Regions from separate parts of the Homo sapiens genome. Here regions 1, 2 and 3 are each linked to region 4. Evidence: chromatin loops called from intact Hi-C (ENCODE). Cell type or tissue: A673. All regions are shown on one strand. Each heading gives the region's core, and the rest is flanking DNA. Links, peaks and the distances in the headings are about the cores only. Region 1 overlaps DGKB (diacylglycerol kinase beta). Region 2 overlaps ETV1 (ETS variant transcription factor 1). Region 3 has its middle 600 kb from the start of ARL4A. Region 4 has its middle 140 kb from the start of ETV1.

What was found. A loop is a pair of places that touch in the nucleus more often than their neighbours do. Peaks named below come from ENCODE experiments on the same cell type or tissue, not always from the same donor. Only the 100,000 strongest peaks of a DNase experiment are listed, where the experiment ranks them.
Region 1: it touches region 4 in a loop (5-fold over the local background); 4 of 110 quality-filtered maps call a loop at or near these places.
Region 2: a loop joins it to region 4, with 5 times the contacts of the local background. A loop is called at or near these places in 4 of 110 quality-filtered maps.
Region 3: a loop joins it to region 4, with 4 times the contacts of the local background. A loop is called at or near these places in 2 of 110 quality-filtered maps.

Annotation. Positions count from the first base shown.
Region 1 is chr7:14,454,294-14,462,607 of GRCh38, reverse strand. The region is part of intron 21 of DGKB (diacylglycerol kinase beta); the gene reads left to right. Among named protein-coding and RNA genes, the nearest start is that of DGKB, 440 kb to the left of the region's middle. In A673, for the core only: a CTCF peak has its summit at 4,581 (motif pointing right); a DNase peak (open chromatin) is centred at 4,617; H3K4me3 peaks cover 317 bases.
Region 2 is chr7:13,905,426-13,913,739 of GRCh38, reverse strand. It overlaps ETV1 (ETS variant transcription factor 1), which reads left to right. Exons shown (of 14, transcript NM_004956.5): 10 at 2,433-2,501; 11 at 4,040-4,108; 12 at 7,141-7,310. Among named protein-coding and RNA genes, the nearest start is that of ETV1, 80 kb to the left of the region's middle. In A673, for the core only: no CTCF peak of the experiment used is centred there; DNase peaks (open chromatin) are centred at 4,459 and 4,869; H3K27ac peaks cover 3,524 bases.
Region 3 is chr7:13,279,223-13,287,536 of GRCh38, reverse strand. No RefSeq gene overlaps it. Among named protein-coding and RNA genes, the nearest start is that of ARL4A, 600 kb to the right of the region's middle. In A673, for the core only: CTCF peaks have their summits at 4,998 (motif pointing left) and 7,498 (motif pointing left); DNase peaks (open chromatin) are centred at 4,976 and 7,466.
Region 4 is chr7:13,845,469-13,853,782 of GRCh38, reverse strand. No RefSeq gene overlaps it. Among named protein-coding and RNA genes, the nearest start is that of ETV1, 140 kb to the left of the region's middle. In A673, for the core only: no CTCF peak of the experiment used is centred there; DNase peaks (open chromatin) are centred at 1,892, 3,412 and 4,222; H3K4me3 peaks cover 526 bases; H3K27ac peaks cover 4,476 bases.

The sequences.
Region 1 (8,314 bases), core at 213-8,212, 610 kb before region 4:
CCATTTGTTGGTGTCCTCTCCTATTTCCCTGAGCAGTTCTCCTTGAAGAGGTCCTTCACATCCCTTGTAAGTTGTATTCCTAGGTATTTTATTCTTTTTGTAGCAGTTGTGAATGGGAGTTCACTCATGACTTGGCTCTTGGTCTATTATTGGTGTATAGGAATGCTTGTGATTTTTGCACATTGATTTTTTTCTCCTGAGACTGCTGAAGTTGCTTATCAGCTTAAGGAGATTTGGGGCTGAGATGATGGGGTTTTCTAAATATACAGTCATGTCATCTGCAAACAGAGACAATTTGACTTCCTCTCTTCCTATTTGAATACCCTTTATTTCTTTCTCTTGCCTGATTGCCCTGGCCAGAACTTCCAATACTATATTGAATAGGAGTGGTGAGAGAGGGCATCCTTGTCTTGTGCCAGTTTTCAAAGGGAATAGTTCCAGCTTTTGCCCATTCAGTAGGATATTGGCTGTGGGTTTGTCATAAATAGCTCTTATTATTTTGAGATACATTCCATCAATACCCAGTTTATTGAGAGTTTTTAGCGTGAAGGGCTGTTGAATTTTATCAAAGGCCTTTTCTGCATCTATTGAGATAATCATGTGGGTTTTGTCCTTGGTTCTGTTTATGTGATGGATTACAGTTACTGATTTGCATATGTTGAACCAGCCTTGCATCCCAGGGATGAGGTCAAGGTGATCGTTGCAGATAAGCTTTTTGACGTCCTGCTGGATTTGCTTTGCCAGTATTTTACTGAGGATTTTTTCATCAGTGTTCATCAGGGATATTGGCCTGAAATTTTCTTTTTTTGTTGTGTCTCTGCCAGGTTTTGGTATCAGGATGATGCTGGCCTCATAAAATGAGTTAGGGAGGAGTCCCTTTTTTTCTATCACCTGGAATAGTTTCAGAAGGCATGATACCAACTCCTCTTCATACCTCTGGTAGAATTCGGCTGTGAATCTGTCTGGTCCTAGGCTTTTTTTTGGTTTGTAGGCTATTAATTACAGCCTCAGTTACAGAACTTGTTATTGGTCTATTCAGGGATTCGACTTCTTCCTGGTTTAGTCTTGGGAGGGTGTATGTGTCCAGGAATTTATCCGTTTCTTCTAGATTTTCTAGTTTATTTACATAGTGGTATTTATAGTATTCTCTGATGGTAGTTTGTATTTCTGTGAGATCAGTGCTGATATCCCCTTTACCATTTTTTACTCTGTCTATTTGATTCTTCTCTCTTTTCTTTATTCATCTGGCTAGTGGTCTATTTTGTTTATCTTTAAAAAAAAAAAACAGCTCCTGGATTCATTGATTTTTTGAAGGGTTTTTGTGTATGTGTGTCTCTATCTCCTTCAGTTCTGCTCTCATCTTAGCTATTTCTTGTCTTCTGCTAGCTTTTGAATGTGTTTGCTCTTGCTGCTCCAGTGCTTTTAATTGTGATGTTAGGGTGTTGATTTTAGACCTTTCCTGCTCTTTCCTGTGGGCATTCAGTGCTATAAGTTTCCCTGTAAACAATGCTTTAGCTGAGTCCCAGAAATTCTGGTACATTGTGTCTTTGTTCTAATTGATTTCAAAGAAATTATTTATTTCTGCCTTAATTTGCTTTTTTACCCCGTACTCATTCAGGATCTGGTTGTTCAATTTCCCTGTAGTTGTGTAGTTTTGGGTGAGTTTCTTAATCATGAGTTTTAATTTGATTGCACTGTGGTCTGAGAGACTGTTATGATTTCCGTTCTTTTGCATGTGCTGAGGAATGTTTTACTTCCAATTATGTGGTCAGTTTTAGAATAAGTGTGATGTGGTGCTGAGAAGAATGTATTTCTGTTGATTTGGGGTGGAGAATTCTGTAGATGTCTATTAGGTCCACTTGGTCTGGAGCTGAGTTCAAGTCCTGAATACTCTTGTTAATTTCCTGTCTTGTTGATCTGTCTGATATTGACAGTGGGGTGTTCAAGTCTCCCATTATTATTGTGTGGGAGTCTAAGTCTCTTTGTAGGTCTCTAAGAGCTTGCTTTATGAATCTGCGTCCCCCTGTATTGGATGCATATATATTTAGGAGAGTTAGCTCTTCTTGGTGGATTGATTCCTTTACCATTATGTCATGCCCTTCTTTGTCTTTTTTTATCTTTGTTGATTTAAAGTCTGTTTTATCAGAGACTAGGATTGCAATCCCTGGTTTTTTTTTTCTTTGCTTTCCATTTGCTTGGTAAATCTTCCTCCATCCCTTTATTTTGAGCCTATGTGTGTCTTTGCATGTGAGGTGGGTCTCCTGAATACAGCACACCAATGGGTCTTGACTCTTTATCCAATTTGCCAGCCTGTGTCTTTTGATTAGGGCATTTCCCCCATTTACATTTAAGGTTAATATTGTTATGTGTGAATTTGATCCTGTCATGATAATGCTAGCTTGATATTTTGCCTGTTAGTTGATGCAGTTTCTTCATAGCATTGATGGTCTTTACAATTTGGTATGCTTTTGCATTGGCTGGTACCAGTTTTTCCTTTCCATATTTAGTGCTTTCTTCAGGAGCTCTTATAAGGCAGGCCTGGTGGTGACAAAATCTCTCAGCATTTGCTTGCCTGTAAAGTATTTTATTTCTCCTTCCCTTACGAAGCTTAGTTTGCCTGGATATGGAATTCTGGGTTGAAAATTCATTTCTTTAAGAATGTTGATTATTGGCCCCCCTCTCTCTTCTGGCTTGTAGGGTTTCTGCAGAGAGATCTGCTGTTAGTCTGATAGGGTTCCCTTTGTGGGTAACCTCACCTGTCTCTCTGGCTGCCCTTAACATTTTTTCCTTCATTTCAACCTTGGTGAATCTGAAGATTATGTGTCTTGGGGTTGCTCTTCTCAACGAGTATCTTTGTGGTGTTCTCCGTATTTCCTGAATTTGAATGTTGGCCTGTCTTGCTAGGTTGGTGAAGTTCTTCTGGATAATATCCTGAAGAGTGTTTTTCAACTTGGTCTCCCTGTCACTTTCATGTACACCATTCAAACGTAGGTTTGGTCTTTTTACATAGTCCCGCATTTCTTGGAGGCTTTGTTCATTCCTTTTCATTCTTTTTTCTCTAATCTTGTCTTCATGCTTTCTTTTGTTAAGTTGATCTTCAGTCTCTGATATCCTTTCTTCCACTTGATCAGTTCAACTACTGATACTTGCGTATGCTTCACGAAGTTCTTGTGCTGTGTTTTTCAGCTCCATCAGGTCATTTATGTTCTTCTCTAAACTGGTTATTTTAGTTAGCAATTCATCTAACCTTTTTTCAAGGTTCTTTGCTTCCTTGCATTGGGTTAGAACATGCTCTTCAGAGCCAGCAAGCAGGAAGGTTTAAGTTGCTGAAGCTGCACCCACAGCTACCCCTTCCCCCGGGTGCTCTGCTCCAGGGAGATTGGAGTTTTATCTACAAGCCTCTGACTAGGGCTGCTGCCTTTCTTTCAGAGATGCCTTGCCCAGAGAGGAGGAATTGAGAGAGGCAGTCTGGCTACAGCGGCTTTGCCAAGCTGCGGTGGGCTCTGTCCAGTTTGAACTTCCCAGTGGCTTTGTTTACACTGTGAGGGTAAAACCGCCTACTCAAGCTTCAGTAATGGCGGACGCCCCTCCCCCCACCAAGCTGGAGCATCCCAGGTTGACTTCAGACTGCTGTGCTGACAGCGAGAATTTCAAGCCAGTGGATCTTAGCTTGCTGGGCTCTGTGGGGATGGGATCCCCTGAGCTAAACCACTTGGCTCCCTGGCTTCAGCTCCCTTTCCAGGAGAGTGAACGGTTCTGTCTTGCTGGTATTCCAGGCGCCACCAGGGTATGAAAACAAATCCTGCAGCTAGCTCGTTGTCTGCCCAAACAAATGGCAGCCCAATTTTGTACTTGAAACCCATGGCCCTGGTGGTGTAGGCACTGGAGTGAATATCCTGGTGTGCAGGTTGCAAAGACTGTGGGAAAAGCTTAGTATCTGGGCCGGGATGCACCATCCCTCATGGCACAGTCCCTCAGGGCTTCCCTTGGCTATGGGAGGGAGTTCTCTGACCCCTTGTGCTTCCTGGGTGAGGCAACGCCCTACCCTGCTTCGGCTCACCCTCTGTGGGCTGCACCCACTGTCTAACCAGTCCAAATGAGAGGAGCTGGGTGCCTCAGTTGGAAATGCAGAAATCACCCACCTTCTGCATTGATTTCGCTGGGAGCTGCAGACAGGAGCTGTTCCTACTCAGCCATCTTGCCAGCCACCGCTGGGCACACTATATTATTAACGATTAGTTTTATCAGAGGTATTTATTCAGAATTTATTTAAATTTAAATTATTTAACTTATTTTATTTATTGTTACACTATTTTATCAGATGGTTCACTTATTATGTAGTCATAAGAATTTATTAAATTTTTAATTTAAATTTTAAAAGAAATTTGGGGATCTAATTTTATTGTGATCCTCACATAAATATTCAGGTGGTTAGAATACCTGAAATCGAATTAAAATTTAAATTTTTAGAAGGCTTCCCATAGATTCCTAATTCCAGAAAGAGAAAGAATCTTTAGAGCATCGTTTTTTTTAATCAAGGCTTGAAGATTCTTGATTTAAAGACGTTGAAGAATCTAACCAGCAGAGGGCGCTAGCCCACATGCACTCAGCCTTGCCGCACTTCCCGCAATCCAGAGAACACTGGATGAGTCCTTCCCTATTAAGCATACTGGCAAAGTCATTGTTTTGATTTGTGTTGCGTTGCCGGGACTTAGATTTTTTACACCAGTAGTCCTTCTCATGTAGATGTATACAATTCTTTTAACCAAGTGTAATTTGAGTTATATTTGAATGTCAGCCGGCATACTTGAGAGTCTGTTGTAAATGCTAAAATGTTAGCAATCTGTCATAGGAGGTCAAAGGGCATCTGTGTACCTTAGTCCAGCCTACTAATTAAGGAGCTTTTGATCCCATTTGATGAACAAGACAAGTTTTAATCTCACGTGGAAGGGACTTTGCTTCAGACCAACTAAAAGTCAAAGTGTTGATGTTCTTTCTTAATTGCAGCATTGGAAATTAAATAAATGCAAAATGTCTGAAATAATTTGCTAGTTGGAACTGAGATCAGTCTTTAAAAAAATCTTTTTTATTTATAAGTAATTCAGTTTAGAAATAATAGCTTTAATATAGCAATTAATAGCAAGAATATTATTTTTTAAAGTTTCCAAAATGCAAGCAATACTATATTTACTTTAAGAGCATTTTAACAAATCTTGTGTATTTTAGGTGCCTTTATTACCGTAATTTTAATAACTTTACCCAGTTAGATAAGAAAATAAGGAAACCAGTTTTAGCATGTGCCAGCTCTTTATTGTACAGAAATTAATGGCAGGTGTCCATTTTAGGTAATTACTTAATAATATCAACTAATTGTTAATAACGCAGTCCTTTTTACATACCCTCTTTACTAGTGCACTATGATATCATATTATTTTAACATGCGGCATACTTTTTAACTTGTGTACAATTAAATATATGATGTATCTGTGTGGTGACTGAAGACTTTATTTGACAAAGCTGATATGAAATATATTTGCTTCTTATCTCTTGAAAAGCAGTTAATGCTGTCATTTCTACTTTATGATTCAGCACAGTGAAAGTGTAGGAAACTGTTGAAAAACCTGTGGGAAGTTAATTTTAATGTGTAATAGTATGAGAGGGGTCCTATCTCTTTTCTTCATTCTGTAAAGCTTATAACAAAGATGATGATTATTTAAGCAAGTGACAAACTGTCCCACTGATAGGATACATTAATTTGCCTGCAAAGCTGTTCCTTGTCCTCTATAAGAAGGTGATAATTAGGTTTTCAGGTTAGAAAAAAATCATGTCAATTATGTAGATGCTTGTTAAAATATATTTAATTCTTTATATAAACTTGAAACAATTACAAATGGTAAAATATTTTTGTGTAAACTTTTAAGTGAATACAGCTAATATATCAAATTAATATTAAGTTAGCACAACTCTTGGGAAGACAAACAATTGGAAAAATAATGTAAGAAGTGATTAACTTCTCAGGTAAAGCATTAGGTTTTGCTAGAACATCTACCTAATAAAACATCACTTATTCATAGCATGATTTAATTTCTTCATTTGACCACACTGAGTGCAATTTCATCTTTGAAAAGTCACATAGGATTGTTTTGTGCAGGTATATTAACATCCTCAAATTCTAATGATGTTGAAAGCTTGAGTTACCACTAGGTACTGCCAATGATTATGTTTTTTAGCTTATATTATACAGAATTAACTTCACTCTACATCTGAGTGCCTAAAAGAGTACTACAGGTTCAGCAGCTCTTATGTGAAATGCTTGGGATCCTAACTATTTCAGATTTCAGACTTTTTTATATTTTGGGATATTTCCATATACATAATGAGGTATTTTGGTGATATGACCCAAGTCTATCACAAAACACAAAACTCACTTATGTTTCATATATACCTTATACACATAACCTGAAAATAATTTCATGCAATATTCTTAATAATATTGTGCATGGAACAGAGTTTGAGTTAAGTACTTACGTGTTGAATTTTCCACATGTGGCATCCCGTTGGCCCTCAAAAATTTTAGATTTTGTAACATTTCGGATTTTGGATTTTTGGATTAGAAATGCTAAACCTGTATACGGTGTATACATTTTAAATAGTGAAGGCACAAATTCAACAGTGAAGGCACAAATTTATAAACACAAAACACTAGTGACTTTTTAAAGGAAGACGCTTTCATTGCCTTGGAGTTGATTTTAGCCCGTTGTCTTAAAGTTCTTAAACCCAATCTTTTCTAGCTTTAAATAACCAAAGGTAATTTCCTCTTCTTAAAAATTTCAGGGTATTAAAAACTTTCTTATATCTATTTCCTGAACCAAGTTGAAGAATGTTCAGTGCACATTCATTTAAAATACCTTTAAATGTTCCGACTCAATTACTTTTAATAGAGTGGAGAATGTTTGCTGTTTCTCAGAGTGCACAGCCAGAAAGGTTGGGTTTTAGTTAGAAAACATAGAAAATTACTTCCTGTGCAAAGGTACTCTCTAGAGAAATATAAGTAACCAGAAAACCCTACTGAAGACCAGTATATGTACTGGAAATGTCATGTAATTTCTTTGCACTTGTTGTGAACAGAATAATGGCATAAATAATGTTATGGTAAGACATTGACAAGATAAAATAAAAAGAGATTTTTGTTGATAATATGCAAAAATGCCACATCTGTTTTTATTCATTCTGCACTTATTTCTTTGAGGGAGCATTTCTACAGCTGTGAAAACCTAGGGAGTTTTTTACAAAACAATTTTAACAAATGTTCATGATTCCACACCAATGAAATGCATTTTAATTCCATTCAGAATGTTCCAAGCTCTCTAGCAGATAACCAGTAATAAAATTCATATTGAAGTTATGTCTGTGATTTTTAACTTCACTGCTCAAATGGTATAAGCAAGTTTTCCTGGTTGTCATAAAGAAATACAGAGAATTCTAAACAGAGTTTATAGAAAATTAAAAAGTATATTGATGGTTGGGAAGTTCAAACGTGATATTGGGTTCCATAGATAACCAGGAGACACTTCTGATGTCATATGAAAAAGACAAACCTTCGGTTCTATCTGTGTCTGAATTCTACTTCTGCCTCTTACCAGTTCTGAAGCCTAGGGTAAATTATTTAGAATTTAGTAGCATCCATTTCATCACCTATGAGAGTAGAATAGTGATTCTTAGTTCTCAGGATTGTTATACTATTAAATTAAATTGAATAATACATGTCATGTTAGCTAGAGTAATACCATTTCTTTTGTTTTTATTCCCATCAGAATTTACTATCAAAACTATCATGTGACTCAAGTGTATGCAGGATATTGATGCTATAATGCAGGGGTCCAGTAACTCTCTGGGATTTACAAAGATGTGTCAGAAATATTAGGTGATTCTTAGAAAGTGAAAAATGGAGTTGAAAGTTCATTGAAAGCTTTATTATTTAAAAGTTAACGTGCATCTGATAGCAATCATATATGATTTCTATATAATGCAAAGATCGTGTCACATAATCACAAGAGCACAAAATTTAGATTTAAAAGCCATATTATAATTCCTGAACGTGGAAGCTACCTTTGTAAATTGGAATGGTTTTCTTAAGACAATCTCACAGAGTTACTGCAACTATTGAACATGAATGTTTGTAAAAACATAGGCTACTAAATAATTGCCTTAAAATGTGTTTGCAGTCAAAATCCTAGTCAATAAAAGAACATAGGTCTGCTAGAGACATACAGGAAATACCATAGAATTAAGTGATTTTTTAAAATAGGGAAGT
Region 2 (8,314 bases), core at 187-8,186, 60 kb before region 4:
TAATCAACAAATCAGTCATCTCATATAATTTAAGAACAGCAGAGTAAGATAACAAATGTAACTTATTTAGATATATAATTATTTTTAGTTTTAAGTACTGTGGTTAAAGTACTCAGTTTAAATACTTGTGAGGATCACTTAAAAATAGTGTTATTAATAATAAGTCCCATATGGTGAATTCTTACAGTGTGCAGATACTGTGCGAAATGTTGCACATAACTTACTCCACGTGGTCCTCCCAACAACCCTTTTAAGGATGTCATTATTATTATTATTCCCACTTTACAGATGAGGAAGTTGGGAGTTAGAGATGTTAAATAACAACAAAATGTCATACTCCCATGCAATGTCAGAACTGAGATTCAAAATCAGTTCTATCAGATGACAAGGTGCCTGTTTATAACCATTGTGCTGTACTTGTACTAATGATCCTTAAACTATAATCTGTGGATGCATAATAGGACAGTGTGAATATGCTGTCATCTTAATATTTTTGCATGAGTTAAACTACAGCTTGTTACGGTTGTTGAACTTTGTACATTTTATTCGTGAAGAAACAGAACTGAATGCATATGCAATGCCTCCTTCCTCTGCCACAAAACATTTGCCTTTGAAGTCGCCGCTTAGCTAGTTTGGATCATAGTCAAGCATTTAACAAAAGTTAAAATGTAATGCCAAACTTCATTGGTTGGATTTTTTATTAGATAAGGTAGAAATGAAAGCAGCAGGCAATTTAATTAGCAGTAATTTTTCTGGGCAAGTCATTACTTTGATGAACTTCAGAGCAATGTTTATGGCTCCTAATTAACCATGTTAGTCATTTGATTGAATAATCACTTTGGAAATGTTTCTACAATTTGATTAGAGTCTGACCCACTCTGATAGTCATAAATTAACTGATATCACTTAAGGATAACATGACTTTACTTACTTTATGGGGATAATCTCCCCTTAGCCATATTTTTTCAGGCTTCTCTGGACTGTATAAAGGACACCAATTTTAAGTATAGACCAGATTTAAACAATGCTAGCCAAGTGTATCCATTTTAAGAGCTAGATGTTAATTTTATTTACACTAGAGTATAAATAGTAACAGCAATTGGCAAAAACACAGTCGTATTCCATATATTTCTAAATTGCCATCCATTGCTTTTTTGAGTTCACAAGTTGGGCCTTTGGAAGTGTAATGGAGATTCTGGCATTAACCTTATTATATGTTATTAATTTATTATGAATTTTAAATCAGTATATCTTAAATATCATAGATTAGAATTTATTAAGAATGTTATAAAGTAAATATAGCAATAAACAAATCAGCCATTTGAATAGAGATGGTATTAGTGAAATTATCCATCAGATCTCAAATTTGATGTCAAATATCTAGTTTTCCAGGGTTATGCTAATTTTGTCATATGTTAAAACACTTTTATAAGGTGTTCTTTGACATTAAATAGTGAATTTCTCAGAAATGTTTGCACTTCCTTTCTCCCTCCTTTTCTCCCACTCTGGGAAGGAAAGACTGCATTTAGTCACACTTATATGTAATAGAGTTTAGCCTATCTGTTTTCCTCTGGCTGCCTCCAGAGTCAGCCAGCTGTTTTTATAGCCGCAATCCAGGTGTGCAGCAGTCAATAAAAGTATTTTGTGGCAGGGTGTCAACATTAGTTCAACAAAATGCTTGCCTCAAAGCAGCTGCTGAGCTGATGGCAGAGTTATTAACACTGTCCCTTCCAGTCCCAGCTGCTTTAAGGGACCTTACGTCTGGGAATAAATCAAAATAGCATTAAAAATTAATTTGAAGTACCATTGGTTAAGAAGTTGGGCTAAAATGGATTGCTAACTATTTGGTAACCCAAAAGATTAACTATACTGCAACCCTATTATAAATGCAGATATCAGGAAACAGTGTTAACTCTGTCTTTTATATGGTCAGAATTATATGCTTCATAATACTTCATATGAAGAAGGCATAGTATAATAGCATAATAAAACTTTTGATAATACATTTTACAGTATTTTCAACTTGAAAGCTTCTAAATATTTCCAATGTTGCTATATTCATAGAATGCTATGGGATTATACAAATTTATTTGCTAAATGTCCTGATGCATATTTAAAACTTGTGACCCTGTTTCAAGGACACCATCTCATTCATGTGGGTTGCTGTTTGAGCTGACTTTTAGCAAGGTTTATTTGGGTAAAACTTTGAATTCACCTTCCTATTCAAGAGAATCAGCATTCACCAAGATATATACTCTTCATTCTTTCATTTCATGTGTGGGCCCTGCCTGAAATGTTGATTATATGTTGACATGTTCCCCACATTGGAACCTGTGTCCGTTTCTGTATCTTCTCTGTCTGCACCCTGTCCATTGATAACCGCAGCGTTTCAGCTCCAGACTCTTTTTGACCAATATTGTTTCCTCTTTCAGAAGTGCCTAGCTGCCACTCCATTTATATGAGGCAAGAAGGCTTCCTGGCTCATCCCAGCAGAACAGAAGTTAAGTTGTCCACCACTGAAATTCCGTGTAAATACCGTTCAGAATAATCAGACATCCCAAATATGACGTCATTTAATTAATCATTATATTATTTGGGAAAAATCATTTATGTTCCCTAAGCAATTGTTTTAAGACTATCTCCAAAGTAAAAAGAAGATGTTTCAAGTAGTGGTATCTTGTTGTTAACATGAGTCATATGCGTAGAAACAACTGAAAAGTGGATTTCTGTGTTCTTTTTTGCCAACAACCACATCCTTTTAAAATAGAACATATGCTTTATAGATTAGCCCACTTTACTACTACTGAAATGTATCTTTGAGGAATATTTGGTTTTGCTTTTACAGACCTAGTCATAGTTTTGGAGTAAAATGCCATCGATTTAAAGGTTTTCACCTTTAAATGTTCTGGATTTTATATTTTTGGACAAATAATTTATATGAATGAGATTTCACATAGGAGGCCTAGAGAAAGAGTTTTCTCATAGACAGGCTTGTGGTAACCGTGGTAGGAAAGCTTTGCCTGTAAAGGACTTTGATACCTAAAAAGTAATGGTAAAAATGATTTCGTCTGGATATAATCCTCAATAAAGGATTTCTGAAATATGTGCATGGTTCCTAACCTAAACACTCTACATCTCTTTAATAGGATTGACTTGGATGCATTCTTTTAGGCTAGGTCTAATATTGGTTATTTTGTGTAAATGATATTAGTAGAATTTTAAAGGGTAGTATGAGATGGTAAATGTAAAATATTTGAAATTAAAAGTTTTGCACAAATGCAATGTAATTATTGTTGCTTCTGTTGTTAGTATTATATACCCACCATAAAGACCAATACATTTGAGAAATAAAAGTAAACTCTATGAAATTTATTCCTGGTAATCACAGATAGCAACAACGAAAGTTCACAGTGAAGGATATTTGAGAGAGGACATTATTATGAAAAGCTGTTGATTTATTTTGCATTTTTTTCTGTGGACTTACCTTACAGCAAAAAAAAAAAAAAAAAAAGGGAAACTTTTTTTTTCCTCTTATCTTGCTAATTGAGTACAGGAAGGTTAACCCATCTAAATATTTTTACAAGAAAGTAAGAGGATAAAATAAATCTGTCTCAGAGCATCAGACTAATAATATAATGTGAATACCAGTAATTCACCTTGCTTTCTCACTTTTTCATTGAACAATAAAATTTAGATGAATCTAAAAAAGGAGACGATACGTTATAAATCCTTGCCAATGTTTAGGTGAGCTCTGGCTTGAGTTAACAATGTAAATAACTAACTTTTATATTTCACTGTGTACTAGGCATCACTCTAAACTACAGCAACCCTATAACATGATAAGTGGTGTTACTGTCATCCCATTTAATAGATGAGGAAACTGAGGCACAGAGGTTAAATAATGTGTCCAGGGCTCAAGGAACTGAAAGGTGGTGGCAGAGTCATTTTCTATCACAATTTTTATGTTAAATGGTTATATTTTAAGTGTTTGTGAGCTTCATTTCTATCATGAATAAATGTATTCCTTTTTCATCCACAGGCTGTATGTTTGAAAAGGGCCCCAGGCAGTTTTATGATGACACCTGTGTTGTCCCAGAAAAATTCGATGGTAGGTTTTACACTTTGCCTCAAGTTCTGATTTTTTTAAAGATGGAGTGATTACCTTCGCTTCTTCTGAAAACAGTGGACATCCCTACTTAAAGATTCCTATGCACATAATTCATCATGCACTTAATTTTAGCCAACGTTGACCTATTACAATTTATCTCTTCCTTGCCCCAGTAGGAAACCTTTTCTTTTGTGTTAGGAGGGAGTTCATTTTTGGAGAAATAGACAAAGAGCATCATTCTTGCTGAGCTTTGTGTAGCGTAAGAGGGGGCTTTCCATTGCCCTGCTGAGCACATGCAGCTTGTTATTCGAGATTTATTGAAAGCTGATCCTGTAATTAACAAAGCAGAGCAGAAAACGTGCTGCTGTGGATGGACCGATGACTAACGCGGCCTCTCTTCTTTCATTGTTCATGGAAAGATGCATTATGGAACACAGGAACAACATAACTGCCCATTTAGTTAGTGATTGTTAGTCCCTTTTTTTTTTTTTTTTTAACTGGGGAAGATGTATGTTACTAATGTAGCATGACTTTGTAATTGCTTAAAAGGGAGTTAGGAAAGCATTACCTTTTTAATATCACTTGCTATTGCAATGCAGAGGTCTCAGATGTTAGAAAAGGGTGTCAAGTTAAATTGAATTTTTTTTTTGACAAAGGTGACAAAAGTTGGCATCTTGAGGAAGCTTGGGTAAAAAGTAAACAGTTAATTGATTTAGTGGTTCTTCAGAGTGGTTTTCATATTTCCTGCTTTGATCGTTTGACAGGAAACCAGCAGGGGCCCTGTGATTCACTGATTGCACAAACTTTGGGGGTCATGGCTATAATGACTTGGGTGCTCTCTGAAGTTTTAAATTGTCATTATTTAAACAGCAATGTACATGCTCAGATTGCTTTTCAATTTCTAATTAGTTGCTTGGAGACTACCCCATGTTCCCGAGCTTTGTGCTACCCTTACCCTTCTCAGAAGGGCTGGTAAGTCTAGGGAAGATCTGCTTCTTTATCCTCCTTTAGATTTCTAAATTCATTCAAGGTCAAAAAAAAAATTATAGGAATCACATTTTTGGTTTTATTCTACAACAGATGTTAGCTTTAAGCTTTGCATTTCAGAGGGGTGAGCCGTACTATTTAGCAACATTAGCAGAGCATCAGCATTCTTAAAATATAGCATTTTCTCTTAGACAAAGTATATAAAGCCTCTTACTCTTGGAATGACCTTCATTAGTTTCTTTCGTGTTTGGTGAGCTTCATATTTGCAGAGATCTTGAAAATTAGTAAGGGCATATAAGAAAGAAAAATATCTCAAAATTATGGACAGAATTACAATATAATCTGACAGGCCAAAGTCACACTAATATTTAGGGAACAAGCTGCCTTGATTATTTATTCCCTTCGACTTTTAAATACTCTTCAATTTTACACTAATAAAACATTTTTTGGAAGATAGTATTTGCCTTGTATTTTATAAGTAATGTAGAACAAGAAGAAAGAAAAATGAGGGGGTTATTTTTTCACTGTACATGGTCAGTGTGATCAGTCACATTTATAGGCAGAAGCAATATAGAGACTATAAAATGTAACAGTGTTTCACTCTATCTGCATAATTACTCAGTTACTCCCATAAAAAAAACATTGTAAATCTCAGAAGGAAAAACTGAGATAAATAAAACTGTCATTGAAATCGATATGAAGATACACTTCTATATTATCATGTTAAGACCAAAACAACATAATGATTTTAGCAGCTATTGACTCACACATTTTATATTTTGGTTTAGGTTTTTCAAATGTTGCCCTTTCTGTAATTATTTTAAGAGGTATATGTCTCTCTACTGACCATAGGTAAGTTTTAGAAAGTGTGCAATTTGGTCTATTTTATAATGCACACTTAGTATGACTACATAGGCTTAGATATATTTTGTCTGGATTGTTTCTTTAGCGGAGAAGAGCAATTTATGCACTAACAATGACATACTTGCAGGGCCCTAGACACTCAATCCCCAATGTGAGCAGTTCCACCTATTTTTGAGACATGTGGCTGGAGATGGAAGTAAATAATCAGAAGTCATGAAACTTTGTATTTTTTTTTGTAAAATTAATATAACTGACCAGATTTATACCAGAAGCATTGCAACATGAACACCTTTATTGCTGTGCTCTATTTAACAGATTTTTACACTAGATATGAATATCAAATAAATATAACACAAACTTTTTGTGCTTAAAAATACATACTTACAGAAATCTCTCGTGCATGCATTTTTAAATTGGACTTTTAGAAAAAACAATAGCAAGTTAAATTCAAGTGAGTGAAGTACAAGCAAGAGATAAAGAAAAATGAGAGAGAATTTTTGTTACCAGTTGAAAAAGTAGTAGCTTTAATAGGAAGGTATATGATGCGGTGAAGGAAGGGTAGTACTACGATAATGCAGTATGCCCTGAATTACCCACAAGATTTTCCTTATTTATATAAAGTGAAGATTACTTAACTCAGTTTAGGATACTATTAAATTTGCTTTGAAATATTTGCATTAAAATTTTCAATAGTTTTTCATGAGCAGGTCAATAAGATATTTATAAATTATAGTTTGCAGAATTTAATTTGTATGAATCAAATGCCCAGAGCTTAAGATTGATTATTCCCTCTTCAGTGTTGCCTAGAGCAGTGGGTAATAGCATTAACAATAAAAGCAAAGAAGTCTGATTAGATACGATGGTTTTTAAAGAAATCAATTTAAAAAAAAAGATAGTTCCACAATATTTTTGTAAGTAAATGATGTGTGTCATTCATATTGACACAGGATTTATTCTGCACCTGTGTTATATATAGTTATCTGTAAGTTCGTACAGCTTGCTCATTTATATTCAACCATTTAACTATTTTAAATTCCTCTTTAATGGTAATAATATATTTCATAAATGCCCATAAAGTGGTTGATTGTGGTTTAACCATATTAGTGATTGATTTAATGTACATTTTATGTAAGATAGCATAGTATTGCTAATAATAGAAACTTAAAAATGTTTTAATTTAGGAGACATCAAACAAGAGCCAGGAATGTATCGGGAAGGACCCACATACCAACGGCGAGGATCACTTCAGCTCTGGCAGTTTTTGGTAGCTCTTCTGGATGACCCTTCAAATTCTCATTTTATTGCCTGGACTGGTCGAGGCATGGAATTTAAACTGATTGAGCCTGAAGAGGTTAGTTTAATAGATTTTAATTAGGACACTCAGACATGTTATAACATAAAGAAACTGACACATTTGATTAATATACCAAAAATGTATTCTTAATCATTTCAAGACTTTAGGGAAACTTTCTGAATTAAAAAGCATGCAAAGATAAAACATGTCTACCTTTAAAATCACCAATGTATTGCGTGTTCCTTCCGGTTGTATACAATCCTACAAAATTGATGTTGGAGAAAATTAACCAGAGCATGCTTTGCACCTTTATTTAAGAATGTCTGGCTTCAGGGTTTCTAAAGGAGCATCTGAATTAGAGAAAAGAGGCAGGAGGGAGGTTTTATGGTCCTTAGGAGAGAGGAACGATGTCTGCAAAAGTCAACTGGTTGGGGGATGGGTGAATTATTCTTTCAAATTAGCAATCATTATTTGGACAACTTGGATTTTGTCATGAGGGTTGGAGAGGAGCATTTAGAGGCCAAAGTTATGTTCAAAAGAAGATTGGGGAAAAACAGCTGTGGCGGATAAAGGGATGCAAGGGCAACAGTGGAAAATTCTCAGCCCTTAAGTGTCTCTTACAAGACACAGGCCTGGTAGAAACATTTTCCTTTGTCCGTGACACTTGTTCCAAGTCAGCTGGACTGGCATACTCCATTGGAAGGTTGGGATGAAGTTTAAAATGTTGCCATAGCACATAAAAAATTACTAAAATAAGAAGAGCCTGGACAGAGATAATACTGTACAGAGAAATGGAGGACACCTTCAACTAACTTCAATTGTCCCCTCCTTCCCACTCCCCACATACAAATGGAGTATTTCCATGAAGAATTTCTCAGTTCAGTTTTTATTCTTCCCAGAACTAGCTTTAGGCTTAAGGCTACTATTGTTCCTGTAGCATAACTCATCAATAGCATTTTGGACTGCTGATGGAAAGGTGAAGTTAATATCAAATTGTTGTGTCTTCATTACTAAAGATACTTTCTCTGCTACTATTAAAATTGACTTTAGTTTATATCAGC
Region 3 (8,314 bases), core at 133-8,132, 570 kb after region 4:
GTAAGTTGTCAGATATGTGGAGGCACACTAACTAGATCGTCTTAAAGCTCATTAATGCTCAGTAATAGCCTGTTCTATTATGCTGAAGGTCAGCCATGAGAAAGAGTAACAATAAAGATAACTAGTGCTTAAAAGAAACCAGCTTAGAAATAAAAGTTCTATATAAATATCATTGCTGTGTTGCACATAAATAGTCCTTATCCAATACAATGAAATGTCATCCTCATCTATTGACATCATTCCTTTGAAACCATTCACATACCTACCATAAGAGAATGATTGTTTATCTGCTTGATTCATTGGTGCGAATGTTTCTTAGCCCACACAGAGGTCAGACTCTGCTGTGTGGTTTCAGAGATTGGTTGAAAATATAACTCAGTGCATGCATTAGAAAAAGAAAATCAGAACATTAAACCACTTGTTTTACCATCTCTGATCCCCCTGAGGCTCAGTGACATTTGGTACATTTATCTTCCTTGTTAAAAGCAGATTCTCTAACTCCTTGTAGCGGGTGGAGGAAAGATGTAGCAGAATGTTTACAATAAGGCGTATAAATCTGTTACACGTGTGTATGTCTGAGGAAAGGGAAGGTCATTGTTTAAATTTCACTTTACTTCCTCATTTTTGGTGAAATTTTTCTCTAGTGCTCTGCAAATTAAATGTCTCAGAGGACTTTTTATAAAAGAAATAAAGAAAAAAATAAAAAGCAGAAGCAGGGTATACAGAAAGCAGAAAACCATAATGAGGTAATAGAAAACACAATCTTTACAAAATAAAGACATCACACATACTGCTTTTCGGGAGTTTCATTCCTTAAGTTTTTGGTTCATACTTGTTTGCACTTTAATTTTATACGTATTGTTGTAAATTCTTATACTTTGTGGGACTGGCTTGTACTAGGAAAAGTCAATGACAGAGATACTGCCTCTTCTTAGAAATGTTGCATTGTTTTGGGTTAGTGGAGTGACTGGTAACCTTGTCTTTCAAATTTAAGGATGTTGTTTTTCTCATTTTTAATTCTTCAGTGCATTTTGTATATTCTTATCATAAAGGAATGGTACAGAAATTTTGACTGGGCCATGTTTTTTCTTCCTTTATGAGTTTAAATGCATACGAATCTGTATTTTTCTCTTTCTCCTATCTACTTAAATAACTATGCTCTCTTCTTAGGGGCTTTCAAATTTCATTGATTTCTCCCTCACTTGCTTTCTGCATATAAATATAACCATGTTTTAATTTAAGGAACAGCCTATCTACTATATAGCCCTCACCCACTATTTCTCTCTTTTTATTCACATTCAACCGCTTAAAGGAATCCTCATGACTTCCTCAAATCTGATTCTTTCTAGGCTCTCTCTCATTAATTCAATTTATGTCATCAACTGTTTTTGGGTATGTATATGCTATTTGGCAGTAATTCTGTAAATCAAATAACCATGATATAATTTTTTTTTTTAAGACAGAGTTTTGCTCTTTGTTGCCCAGGCTGGAGTGCAGTGCCGCCATCTTGGCTCACTGAAACCTCCGCCTCCCGGGTTCAAGCGATTCTCCTGTCTCAGCCTCCCGAGCAGCTGGGATTACAGGCACCCACCACCATGCCGGGCTAATTTTTGTATTTTTAGTAGAGAGGGGTTTTCACCATGTTGGCCAGGTTGGTCTCCAACTCCTGACCTCAGGTGATCTGCCCGCCTTGGCCTCCCAAAGTGCTGGGATTACAGGAGTGAGCTACTGTGCCAAGCCAGCATGGCATAATTCTTGACCACACAGAAGGTTCAGACATACAAACAGAAAATTTCAATAAAATAAGATAAAACCATGGAACAGTGGTTCTCAACCTTGGCTGTGTATTAGCATCACTTTGGAAGCTTTTAAGATCCCAATGCTAAGGCAGTAAACTAGTCCAATTAATAGAAAATTATTTTGTATGGGGGCCAGATATCCTTTCATGATTCAGCAAAGTTGAGAACCATTGTTGTAAATGCATGCATAGGAAGCTAAAGGAACACATGGGAAAATATTGCAAGTCAACTAGAGTGAGTTAGAAACCCCAGAAGAGGTGGTATCTGCACAGAGCTTTGTAGATTGAGTTGGTCAATTAAAGGTTTGAGCAAAGGACCTTTGGAATAAAAACTGTACAAGCTACAGATGATGTATAACATTATGTGCTGTTAGGCACTTGTATCAGTCATCCTAGACTGTAATATCTGAGGCATAACATGGAAGAATAGGAGGCTTGGAAAAAATGACAGGGACTTTTACGAAAGAGAGCAATGGGAATGGGAAAATCTGAATTAGAATTCTACCTCTTCACAAATTTAAAGTGATGATTTAACAAAGTCTTCAATATAGTCACCAAAGAACGAAAAGGAGCTGTTCTGGTTCTCGGACATTTTATTGACTTTCAACATCATATGGACTCTCTTCCCGACTATCCCTTCCCTGAAAAGTCTTATTACAGACATGAATGGGACACTCCTAATTTTTAAGTTCCCTACATTTCCGAAACTTTCATATCCAGTCTTTATTAAGTTGGTGTATGTTTCCAAAGTGGGGCTGTGGAACTGCTTAATTTATTTCAGATGAAACAACATTTAGATAGTGCTATATAAACAAAGAAACAAACTTTCTTGTACATTCTTAATACCACTTCAAATGGGAGGAAGATTCATTGTTGACTTGAGAGGTAAGTTTCTTTTCTTCTGAGTTTAATTTTGAATAACAAAATAAAACAATTAAATTAGTGGAATAAAAATGTTTGCAGTCATGAAGTGTTTGACTGAGACAGTCACAAAATAATCCATTTAAAGTTGGCTTTTCTGTATTTGAGCCATTAGTCATCTCACTAAATTACAGACAGAACTGCATAGGTGAGGGGAAAAAAAACTAACATGTCACCTATTTTTCTGCTGCAAGCAAATGTAATAGGTATTGTATTGCTTTATTTTAGCACTTCCTAACATGAAGTAAGTGTACACAGGAATAAAACTAAAAGGTTGAAATCCAATTTTACCGTTGTATTTCTTGAATTACTAACAGTACTTTTAGTATGGGTTACTACATTCCAACTTCTGTCAAAATTCTAGCAGTCAAGGACCATTCAGTATTTCAGGGAATCTTGATAAGGATAAATCTATTAGGAGGGAGAAGGCTCAGGTGGCTGGAAGCCATCCCTGTAAGTGATAAACATGGCACCTTGAATAAATAAAGCTTGATTGTGGATTTGACAAGGTCTATGTGTTGATTCTCAGGTAGAAACATCTGCATTTTTAGGGCATTCTGAATGTTTACCTGTTCATTAAACAAGTACCCATTAGCTTTTTCTCTATTATAGATCATGTAAAAGGCACTGGGGATACAGCAATGAGAAAATGAAGAATAAGAACAATAATTACTCATGCAATTAGAACAGTATCACTTGCTATTACTGCTGAGAGTATCCCTAATCATCTATTTACTGAACTGTTACTAAGATTCTACTTTGGACTATGCTTTGTATTGGGCACAGATGCTACAATGGCAGACAAGGTCTAAACCCTACTGGGAAGAAGGTATGTGGCCTAATGTAAGGTTTCCAGGCCTGAATATCCTGAGAAACCCATAAGATTTATTAAATTGTAATATTTACAGTTCTACCCAAGGTATTTGTATTAAAAGAAAATAAAAATGTAAAAAAAAATTCCAGATGATTCTGACAAACTGCTAATTGTGAAATCGTTCTCTAGTCTAACAACACAAGAAAATACTAAATGCTATCCTCTTACAGAACTTTGACATTTGGAAAACATTTACCCTCATATACTTGGGCTTTTGTATGTGTTATTCCACTTGGCAAATGCAGAGTGTCCATTTTCCTGAGCAATAATATAAAATCAACATAAAATAATAAAACATCATTTTAATGTAATTTAGTTTATTAAGGCTTTATTTTTGTACTTGTGTTCTTCAACATTCCAATTTTATTTTTAATGTAGAGGCTATTGATGGTATTTACTAGAGAGATAATCATGGCAATCAACTCGACTCTGCCATATACATATGGTGTTATGCTTGTAGAACATTGAATTTTCTTGGCAAAAGTTACTTTCCCATTCTTGGACAATAACACTGGAAAAACTGCCCCAAAATTCAGCATTGTCCTTGGCACCTAAACTCAATCACTGCCCATCTATTCATAGAGATTCTTCTTTTACTTTTGTCCTGTATAAATTAGTTGCCAATATGGCCCCTCAAGATAAACGCTTGACTAAGAGGGCCAGAATTACATCTTAAAAGAGTTATCTATATTTTGATATATCAAGTTATTGCCATTTGTTGACATAATTTTATGTAATTTCTATAATTTCAGTCATCATAAGGCTGCCTGCCGTAGCATAACATTTTCCTGCCTAATTTTGACTAGTCGAGGGATGAGCAAGCATATTTAAAATAGCTATGTTACTATCCACATAGATCACTGATGTCAAAGTCCAGAATAATTTGCTTAAAAGCTGGAAATTAAGAAATGTGAAGCCATTATTTCAAGTTTGCTAGATCAAAAAAATTTTCATGATAGTGTTAACCCAGGTGCCATTTGAAACAGTTTGGCTAACGATCTTCTTAAGAGTTAAAAACGAAACAAAGTGACTTCATTGGAGTTTAATCCTATCCTTTGATTGCTGGATGCTATATTAATTTTTTCACCAGTTCAGCTGTTCCAATGTAACAAATTGGCTTTATCTTCATTGGTCAGCTTCTTCCTGTAATTCAGACAACTTAATGGATTTTAGTTCTAAATAGAGTATGGTTTGTTTCTGAGTATTAATTTCAACTTTAGTTATTGTGCAAATTATGCCCTAACTTAAAATTGAACCACATTGACCACTAAAACAGAAAAGTCTAATATATGACCCAAATTAACAAATTTTGCCCAGACAGCAAAGTTAAGTTGGCTTGATTTCCTCATTCTCATATACTATTTCACAAAGCATGTTCTCCATCTAGTGGCTGGAAAGCTCAGAGGACAAGCTTATCTCATTATTACTAATTCACTATATATTTATATATCTTTATAAGAATAAACAAATCACATATATATGACAATTGAGTTTTTATTCTTGCCTTCTACACTATTATAGGGGACAGGACAAGGATTCGGTTTTATTAACTTTACATTAACTGAGACCTTCAACATGACAAGACAAACAATTTTTTAATTGCTTGAAATAAGACTGAGAAAGAATACAGTAAGTAGATTTCTGCAGAGTATAAAATAACATAAATGTCATGTATAATTGTTAGTAAGTGCTTGTTTTTATTATGGAACCAAATCAGGTAACAGAATCCTGGATTATAAAAGGTATCTCTTGGAATCTATGTTCTTGGCTATATTTCTAATCAATTATTTGTTTATTGGGTCTGGTACTTTCTACTGGATCCACATTATGAGCAAGAACAGCTCATTTTTCCTTTCTCTACAGTTACTAATGAAATGTTCCTTTCCATTTCATCACACTACTTCAGCTCTCATTTTCTGCTAGTTGTCATGTTCTTGGAGTAGTTCTTATCCCAGAAAAAGAAAAAAAAACTTTAATCAGTAAAAATACTAAATACTATCAAAGATCATAAGAGGATATTTTATACATATATGCATGTCTATTTTTTTAACTGGAAATTTCAAAGGTTTTCCTTGACCTTGGTGAGTGCTGCTTTGGTAAAACGAATGCCTTGGGGAACTAAGTCAACTCCGAAAGAGCTGAAAATCTTCCCTCACAACACCAGAGAGGAATATTTTAGAATCAGAAGTATGTTAGGATTCATGTTCTTGTATTTGCCCATTTTACAGATGACATAGATGGAGCTAGCCCAGAGTAGTAAAAGGATGAAGTTGAGGTAAAGTAGGCTTCAGAATAAGATGTGTTCAAATACTCCATCTGCCACTGGCCAGCTCTGTTATCCCAGGCCAGTGACTTAAACCTGCAGAGCCATGGTTTCTGTTCCATAAAATGTGAGTACTATTACCTGAAGTGTAGGGTCATTATTAAGATGAAGCAAGACACAGACAGACAGACAGACAGACAGACAGACAGATGATTGATAGACAGATGATAGATAAATCGATAGCTATTATAAACACTTGGGACATGTAGCTGGCAATCTATCATCTATCTATCTATCTCAAGAGTTTATTATAGTGCCTGGTACATAACAGAATTTTTTAAAACGTAAGGTTAATTACATAGTAAGTTAAAATGAAAGACCTAGGTCTTGAACCTGTCTTAAGCCCAGATTTTCCATCATGCCACATGGTTATACATTGATCTTTTAAAGACTTAATGATAAAATGGTATTCATGAAGCTGAGTGAAGAAAGTGCTTTATAGCAATTGCTGACTTAATAAACTGATGTCTCTAAAAGTTAAATGATGAGAAAATTAAATATAGCTTCAGCAATTAAATAATTTTTTTTCCACATAGCCTAAAATCTGGCAATTAAAAAAATAATTGTTATATTTATAACTATAAAACTATAATTATACTTCTGTAGATATGTAGTATAGCTTATATATTTCTAGAGTATGTGAAAAATGCATCAGAACACCTCTCTCTCCCTCTTTCTCTCAATACCTCATTAGATAAGTTTCCATGTTAAATAAGTAGTTTCCTCAAGAAAAAATGTAAAAATGATATTTAATAATTAGCAGACATATAGAACAGTGAGAAGGACTATTAAAGAAACACATGGATTTTTTTTTTTCTATTTTAACCAGGTTTTGCTCGCTATACTACTCAATGTCATCAGGTAATGAGCACTCCCACACTTCTTTTAGGTAAATGACAAACTGGAAGCACAATCCAATGCATGTATTCATTTTACTAACATAAGTATATCTAATAATAATTAACACTAATGAAATGGATTCAAATATTTCAGTAAAAAATTACAGACATCTCACAGAGCTATCGCAAAATACAAATGTTTCCCAACAGATTTCTTCTCACTTTGACAAATCTTTGTTCTTCATATCTTTGTCTTCAAAGTCAATAAACATCTTTCTAATTGAAAGGGCTTTTTTTTTTTTTTTTTTTTTTTTTTTGGAAATCAAGGCCTATAATATGTAAGTATGGACATACACATGAAAAAAATGTAAAAAAAAAGACAACTTATTAAAAGATTCATCAAGGAATTTTATATTTTTTCTGTGAATTAGAAAAATATACAGTTCTTGAAAAATGACGCATGAGGACTCACATGTACACTACCTTAGTGCTTAACATTTGCCTAATTTCTGTCTCATTTTCTAAGTTCACTATTAAAACTGAATGAGGGTTCTAACATTCTAAAATAAACTAATATTGTACTTCTCCTTAAATATTTAGAGCTCTTTTTGTAAAATTACTTTTTTAACAACTATAATACATTAAAGCTCTGAGTATAAAATTTCACTAAGGCCATATCAAAAATTTCAGGGACCTGTTGCTAATAATTTATAAACTTATAAAAGCCAATCTCGCCATCTAGTGGTTATAGATGAGAAATATGAATTAAAAGATTGAAAGTAACCGTTTCTATTTTAAGACATTTCAAATTAGCCAAACATATTTACTTGTGCAGTTTTTTAAAAGGTACAAAAACAATTCAGTAGAGAAAAGATAATCTTATCAACAAATGATGTTGGATAGATTATATTCCATTGGCAAACAAAAAGAATATTAGCCTATACCTCACAAATTAAACAACAACAAAAAAGCCCCTGAAAAAAATAGATTAAAACACAAACACTAAAAGTTGTAGGAAAAAATGGGACATAATTTTAGAGATTTAGGGATAAGCAAAAATTCTTAGATGACACCAAAAGCTTGATCCATAAAAGGAAAAACTGAAACGTTAAACCTTGTAATTAGAAACCTTTGCTCTGTGAAAGACAGAGGATGTTTCATTCGTTAAGAGGATGAAAAAAAAGCTACCTACAGACTGAGAGAAAATAGTTTCAAAACACATACTGGAGAAAGGAGTAGCATTTAAAAAATATGAAAACTCAAGTAAAAAAACAAATAATTTAATAGAAAATGAGCAAAAGATATGAACAGCCACTTCACTGATGAGAATATGGAAATGGAAAATAAGTACATAGGAAGATATTCAATATTATTTTCCATTAAGGAAATACAGATTAAAACCACAATAAGATAGCATATGCTTTTATTAGAATGGTTAAAATAAAAAAAGTAGTGACAACACAAATCTTAGTGAGGATGTAGAGAAACTAGATCACTCATACATTGCTGGTGGGAATGTAAAATGGTACAGCCATTTTGGAAAACAGTTTGGCAATTGC
Region 4 (8,314 bases), core at 10-8,009:
CTTAGTCTGTAACACTCATGTGGCACTTATTATTATCTGTTTGCTAGTTTAATCATCCGGCTTGGTTGGATTATCTGCTATTAACACAGCATCGTAATTGCTTTCTTTATCACAGAAAGAAGGTTGGAACTACATTTCTCAAAATTGCCTTTTCTGTAAGGCGCCAGGTTAGAGTTCATCAACATGAAACACTTGACTGAAATTTAGAATGTGAAGAGCAGTGGCTGTTATTCTTCTCAGGAAGAAGCAGCCAGACATATGGACAGACGTGACTTGCCCTGAAGCTCGGATGATTGTCTTAGTTTGCTGGGACTGCCAGAATAAAATGTCACAGACTGGGTGGCTTAAACAACAGGCATTTATTTCACATAGTTCTGGAGAGGGCCCTCTTCCTGGCTTACAGATGGCTGCCTTCTTTTTTTTGAGATGGAGTCTCACTCTGTCTCCCAGGCTGGAGTGCCGTGGCGAGATCTCGGCTCACTGCAAGCTCCGCCTCCCAGGTTCACGCCATTCTCCTGCCTCAGCCTCCCGAGTAGCTGGGACTACAGGCGCCCGCCATCACGCCGGCTAATTTTTTGTATTTTTAGTAGAGACGAGGCTTCACCGTGTTAGCCAGGATGGTCTTGATCTCCTGACTTTGTGATCCGCCCGTCTCAGCCTCCCAAAGCGCTGGGATTACAGGTGTGAGCCACCGCGCCCGGCCGGCTGCCTTCTTACTGCGTCCTCGCTTGCAAGAGAGGCAGAGAGCTCTGTTGTCTTAGGACACTAATCCCATCATGTGGGCCACACTCTCAAGATCTCATCTAAACCTAGTTATCTCCCAAAGGCCCTACGTTAAAAACCATCACATTGCGGTGTTAGGTCTTCAACATGTGAATTTTGAGGGCACACACCGCATCCATAGCAGCTGAGATGATGACTGAGAACATTCCAGAGAGTCTTGAGAATTACATCACCTTTTGGGAGAGTTTTTGAGAACCATCCCTTCGGTGCTTTCATTTGAGATTGAACGTAGCAATTTTCCTGACCTTAGCTCCCCACCCCTCCCTATGATTGTTTAAATCTTTAGTTTCGTGGATTGAAATCCTTCAAACTTAGAATGCAGGGGGTAACTTTTGTTTTTATTAACTGAACTCTGATGGCTACATGAATCTTTCATAATTTAGAATTAGGATGTCCTATTGGAGTAACTATTTCTGTTGAATGTACAGCTTGTTCTATTCCAGCTTCTTGCCAACCCACACCTCTCGTTGTACCTCCTCTCTGTGACTAAGCAGATTGTTACCACATTTGCTGCTGGGTAAGGCAATCAAAGTCAATTTAACCTTGAGAACATTTGACACTTTGGCTGGAATCTCTCAGCGTAGTGGTTAACATATGTTGGCCTTAAAAGTACAGAAATGAGACTCCACTACTGTGATTTGTGCTATGGATACACTGTCTGTGTCTTCCATATTTTCTACTCAGCAATCAGCACCCCACTTCATAGCTAGCATCCTGAAATGTGTCAATCGCAAAATGGATTTTCCCTTGCCCTAGAAGGGAATCCCCATATAAGAATCTGAAGATACCTGGATGGCTTGAAAGCAGATGGGAAAAATATTGAAAGGAGAAATATTGGACTTCTTGCTTCAGTCAAAACATGATATTTCTAGCATCGCACTCTGGATCCTGACTGATGTTGTGAGAATGTCCTTCACAGATCTCTTGGACTCCTGCATGTCTTGCCAGTATGCCATGAATGCAAGGCACTGACTGCTCTTTAAGGGAACCATTTCCCAGGGCTGTGTTTACAGAGAGCATCCTCAGGGGATTAGGTAATGTCTTCATGACAAGCAGCAGGCTTGCTTACTGCTTACTGTGAAAATTGTAGATCTCCTAGGTGCAGTATTCCTCCTCTGTAACACAATCCACTGTGCATCTATCCGGGCATTGTGCGCCACCCCCATGGACTTGGGAGGGGGCAGCAAGAGAAATCGACACAAACATGTTGATGCTTATGCTGCTTGCTGTGCCATGCATGATTAATGAAGTCCTTTGTCTCAAAACCAGGAGTCTCCTGTCTCCTGCCAGTATCTATGAAGCAGAAACAGGCAAACTTATTAGTTTTAAGCAGGATAAAATCAAATTCCAGACCTGACAACTGGGGCACACAATTTGCATCTCACATACTAAAGAGGGGCACCCAGTTCCATGCTTTCTTTTTCTGTTAGGTGATGAGCTTCATGAAGACAGAAATTTCGATTTTATTTTATCCACTTTTGTAAGCCCAATAGCTTTATATATTTTGCAACTGTATCAGCACTCATTAAATATTTACTGAATAAATTAATGAAAGGTATGAATACATCTTGCTTTCAACACCTTGAAACATTCATTAGAATACCACAAAATCTCTGTGGAAATATAGATTAACATCCTTTATCTCTGAAATTCTGATTTTGTAATTTTGATTTTTTTAAATGTGAGAATGAAAGTTACTTTGTGAAGTAACTTGTAAGTTACAGGTTCTCAATATTAATCACCTACTTCTCTATCCCTTATTTCCAAATCATTCATTTTTTTAAAACAAACTATAAGCAATCTCTGGTGTCTGGATTTTTTTTTTATATTAAGAATTTCAACTTAATAATGCTCACAGATAGCTGCAGTTTCCTTAAAAGATTCTGACTCTCCTGGTAAGATCTCTGTGGAATAAAATCAGGCGTTTATAAGATGAGTTCAAGGAACTATTACTTCTCTTGCTTTCTTAAAGTAAAAGCATCATCGCTATCAACTACTATTAACTGAGAACTTTATATCTTGAATGGCATGGATGCTACCTCTTCTTTACCATTTCTGCATTATCATGCCGTTGGAATACAACTATCTTTAACTTTGTAAGTTATGATTCTTACAGTAATACAGTAACCGTATACGTTGTGAGTTTTCAGATTGATTTTTTTTTTCCCCAGACAGCCCAAAGACCCCCTGTAATTATCCCCAGAAATTCAGCAATTACGTATCACTGGAAGCTCCTGGTGCCCTCTGAAGCCTAATTGCCACCCAGTCTCTGATTCCACAGCTGGGAGTCATGGTTTCATGGCTCTGCCTTGGAGAGGCTGGCAGAAAGCCAGTAAAAGTAAACCAGTAGGTAGGTAAGAGTCAAGTGAAATGGGCCAACATGGTGGAGTTTGCCAACCTCTGAAGTAAGAGCTTAGCTCTTTGGTTTTGGAATGGCAGAATACATTTTGGTTTTAATTTTCTAATTTGTGGTTAAAAATGCCTCAAGATTTAGTCAAGGATTAATCCTGTGGTTTAACTTCCTTTTTCCTGGGGGTATGAAATGTTTGAGTCAAGCCACCAACCCATATCCCAGCAAATGAAACCTATTTGCATTTCTCATGTGTGTAAGCCTAGTAAATGTTGATTGCTTCCAGCTCACTGACACAGCAGCAGTGTGCTTTCCATTTTGTTACCAAATAATCAAACCTCAAACAGGCACTGTCTCTGGGCTTAACAGGAAGCATGACTCACACCTCTAACCACGAGAAGGCGAAACAGCAGTGATGCACTTAACTTGTTTAAAATGCTTGTTAGCATCAACTTTGTAACATACATTAGAAACAGTGGTCTTCCCAGCACAGTCTCTCCTGCCGAGCATGGTTAGGGGCTGAAGGGTAATTTTACTTCAATAAGAGAGTGTGTGAAATAACATACCGTGTTCTAATGGGCCCGGCAGAAGAACCCCACCATACGGATTTTATAATTATAGATTTATTTTTCTGCATCTCTGCTTATGTATCAGGATCTTTTTCCAGTCGAAATGCAAGAAAACTCCACAACCAAACAACAACCACCACCACAAGCACCACAAAAATACACCTCACATTGGCTTAAACAATACAGCTAATATTTCGTTAGTGGACTTTAGACAATATTTGAAGATCAGGCTTGTGCTCTGTATTCTCTAATTATCTCAGGCATTTTTCTCTTTCTTTCTTTTTTTCTTTCCTTCCTTCCTTCTTTCCTTTCTTTCCTTTTCCTTTTCCTTCCTTCCTTCCTTCCTTCCTTCCTTCCTTCCTTCCTTCCTTCCTTTCTTTCTTTCTCTTTTTCTTTTCTTTCACTGTTGCTGTTTGCTTGTTTTGTCATAGTAAGAAAATGGCCGCAGTGGTGTCAGGGTTCCTATCTCTAACCACAAGATCTGGAATAATAGAGCTTTTTATCTTTATTCAACTACTGAATAAAAGTATTAGGCTTTACTGATTAGACAAAATTAGGTCATTCACATCCCTGCCTCTGAACTAACTACTAATCACTGTGGACAATGTAGGGCTTAGGCCTGTACCCCTGACCATCCTGAACCTGTGAAAGCAAAGGCAGTTTACTGGATGAGGCCGCTTAGCCCTCTCCCATCACCCCCCAGAGATAAGAGAGGGCTTGTCCTGCCAAAGTCAGCTAAATCCAGGACACAACAGCATGGCAGTGACATGGTGATTCCAGGGAGGAAAGCCACAATGTCACTATACTGTGCAACCCAGTATTGGCCTAAATTGTGGAGCTTTATGTTGGTGACTCCAATGTTAGCAAAATTATCTTTGTGATTTTGCCAAATCTCCTAATCTGATTCCTCAGTTGTACGTCCATTTTCCTTTTACAGTGGATATTTCCTACAGAACTACTCCTGGGCTTTAGCTGTGTGTGTGTGTGTGTGTGTGTGTGTGTGTGTCTGTTTTAAATTTGAATCCAGTTTATGCAACCTCATTCCAACACCAAAAATAATTCAGTCACTTAAATGCCATATGGAATAAATAAATGTTTCAAAACAAATCAAACTTAATTCCCTGTAAAAATCCTCAGCATTGGTTACTCTGATTAAATATGTAAGGCCAGCAAAGGCCCAGGCTATTGGCAGGCTTATAAAGGAGAAATGAAAGGAATTAGAAAGCAAGAGACTAAAGTCACTTTATGAATTGATGAAGTGATGGCAGGAATGTTATTTTTATAATTTCTCAGAATAAAAAAAAAATACGGGTTTGCTGCCGAAAATTGGCTGGTGATCAGAGCCTGCCGAGTCACGCCAGGGCACATGCACTGTGTACGTGAGGGAGTAGATCATCCAGACTCTCATATTAGAAAATAACCAAAATTGGAGGGAAATCTTACCACTCAGTTCTATTCAATTCAAGAAACAAATATTGATTAAGCACTCTGGGAGAAGGGAGAGATTGAGTGTGTCATCAAGGAGCTTACTATATTTTAAAGGAATGATATAATTATCTAACAGTTAAAAAATTAAAAACACAAGTCACAAGTCTCATTTTAGAAGAAGGAGTTGATAGAGGTTGTCAGTAGTGATATCTACCCTGTATAAGGAAATTAATCAAATAAGATATCTGTGATTTTATGTTCTCAAAAGAAATAAAAGAGCAAGCTGTGAGTTAAACTTTATAATTTTAAGTTTACTGATAAAGTCAAAGAAGAAGAGAAAGAATTATTTATATTTCTCAAAATCTCTGTTCCTAAATGGCACAGCCAACATAAAAAATGGAGTTTTATATGAAACTAAAATATGTCACTTTTTCCCACACCATGTGGCTTCCTTAGGTGTCTTCTCTGGGTTAAGAGTTTGAACATCTTGGTCAAACATCAAAGTCAGATAGAAGTGAAGGAAAACTAAAGTCGTCGCCTCCAGGGAGATGTCATTGTGGAATGAATCTCTGGCCAGATTTTAATAACCTAAGAAAAGGAAATCTATGTTTGTAAATTGTATACATAAAATTTTGTTTTTCCTGTACCATCCTACAGGGAAAGAAATTAATCAATTTCTATGTCAAGATAAAAAGGGAGATCATTCAATATTTCTCCTGCAAACAGTTGTTAGCTTTGTGTTAGTCACCAGAGAAATGAAGTTCACTAAGACACAGTTGCTATCCTCAAGTATTTTATAATCAAATACTATAAACAAATTTATAACCAATTAAAATACAATGGGAAAAGTACTATAAAACAAATATTTATAATTCCTGTGAGAACAGAGATGAAATGGAAGAGAGGGACATTGTAGGATCAGGGAGATACACAGATGGTTATATTGAGGATTGAAGAAAGTACTCAGCTGAAAAGAGAAGGTAGAAGAGAATTCAGGCTGGAGACACTCCACAAAGATATAGAAAGAGCATTTCACCTTGGCTAAATTTAAGCACCCAGTAGGTTGAGATATGATTTAATTTGGCTATTTTTTTCTGCATGTCAATTATGAAACGCATCTAAACATTTTTGAATATGCATACCCAAGATAAGTGTATTTCTGTAGTTATCACTGCTGTTACTGTTGTAAATATAGGCAAAACTCAACCTGTGTCTAATTAAAAAATGAACAACAGCAATAATAATAGTAATAACAATAATTGCTACCATGTATTGATCAAGGAACTTTCTTCCAAACTATTTTAAATGCTTTTTGTGAATTAACTCATATACCCTTTGAAACAACCATATGGAATAGATACTACTATTAATCCTTTTTTTATTAATGAGAAAAATGCAGGTGTAAACACACATATTAAATTTTTCTACCCACACTCCATAGATCATCTTGCACACAAGAACTCTCTGCAGTAGATGTTATAGAGACCAGGTGCAATTATTATAGAGACAAGGTGTGGTAGTGACACGCAGGGCCCTGGTTGAGTATCTTGATGAATATTAGAGGTGCTTGAAAGTGCATGTGTTTGTGTGTGTATATGTGTGTGTTTAAGCATGGCAAGAGTCGGTATTAAATGTCAATGAACATTCTTTCCTGCCTTTGGTTTTTCATAAAGTGGTTTTTATTTTCAGTCCTATAATTAAACAGGTAACCTCTCTGGATCTTTATTATCTCTTTACTAACCTTGACCTTTATCTATTGCAGAATAAGGATGGTATTAGGGAGAAGAGATTTATTGGGTGCCAGAAACTGCAAGGGATAAAAAAGTAATTTCTTTTTCACCCATTGCTAGGTTCATGTGAAAAAAGCATGTGAATTTATTTAATGTAAGTTTTACATGACATGGGAGCCTTTGTAAATGAAGACCCAAGGAAACAGGAAAACCTATATATTTTTATGCTAGGTTTGATGAAGCGTGAATAGTTGCTTAGAAGTATAAATGAACAAAGTATGATCTAATGGTAATAAAGTAGGGGAATTTCGCAAGATCTTCTGCTTCAGATTCTTCTTCATGTCCCTGTGTCCTCAGAGGTAAAGACATTACTTTCCTCTGGGAATAAGGAGGGCATCTCTGGAATGAGGATCTTATGATTCACTCAGAGGAAGTTTAGATAATAATAATTATTATTTTTTTGAGACGGAGTTCCACTCTTTTTGCCCAGGCTGGAGTGCAATGGCGTGATCTTGGCTCACTCCAACCTCCACCTCCCGGGTTCAAATGATTCTCCTGCCTCAGCCTCCCGAGTGGCTGGGATTACAGGTGTGCACCACCACACCAGACTAATTTTGTATTTTTAGTAGAGATGGTTTTTCACCATGTTGGCCAGGCTGGTCTTGAATCCTGACCTCAGGTGATCAGCCCACCTCGGCCTCCCAGAGTGCTGGGATTACAGGCCACCATGCTCGGCCAGATAATACTTTTATGGCTTCCATCAGGGGACAAGTGTGGGAGAATGTGAGAGTGGCCTTTCTGCTTCTGCTGTTTTCTCAGATGCTGAGGTATCGTGTTTGGGGTATCATGTCGGGAACCCTATCAATAATAAGAGTTTCCTCATTATCTAAAATCAATGTTCTGTTCTGGTGCTTAAGATCATTTATATGGTATTTCTTAAAACCAATGACTTCATAAAGCTTCTAAAGTTGCAATTAATTAACTGGGCAACTGTGTTGTTTTTCTTATTTATTTTTCAAAATAACATTTTTTTCAAATCATATATTTGTGACATTTTCAATGTAGAAAATTCGAGGGAAAAGAAAAACATGATGAAAACATCATGACTGTACTTTCCCTCATCCAAAGAAAATATTTTGGACGTGATGTACTTCCGTTATTAAAGTATTGTTATCATTTCTAGACAGGTTTAGTCCTTCAATTAAGATCTCATTCTATCTCCTTATCCCTTCTATAGCTGCACACATTTTCTTTACATGTGGCAATTTAGTTTAATCTTTGCCAGATTTAAATACAGTAATGTAGCCAGATTTCACTTAAGACTACTTATTGATATCTAAATAAGTGAAAATTTCCAGCCCTTTGTGAGAAAATTTCTCATAATTTCCTTTGAAAGCCAACATATTTATGGGAGCACTTTGCTATAAATCTCCTTCTTTAATCTCTTTTAAATT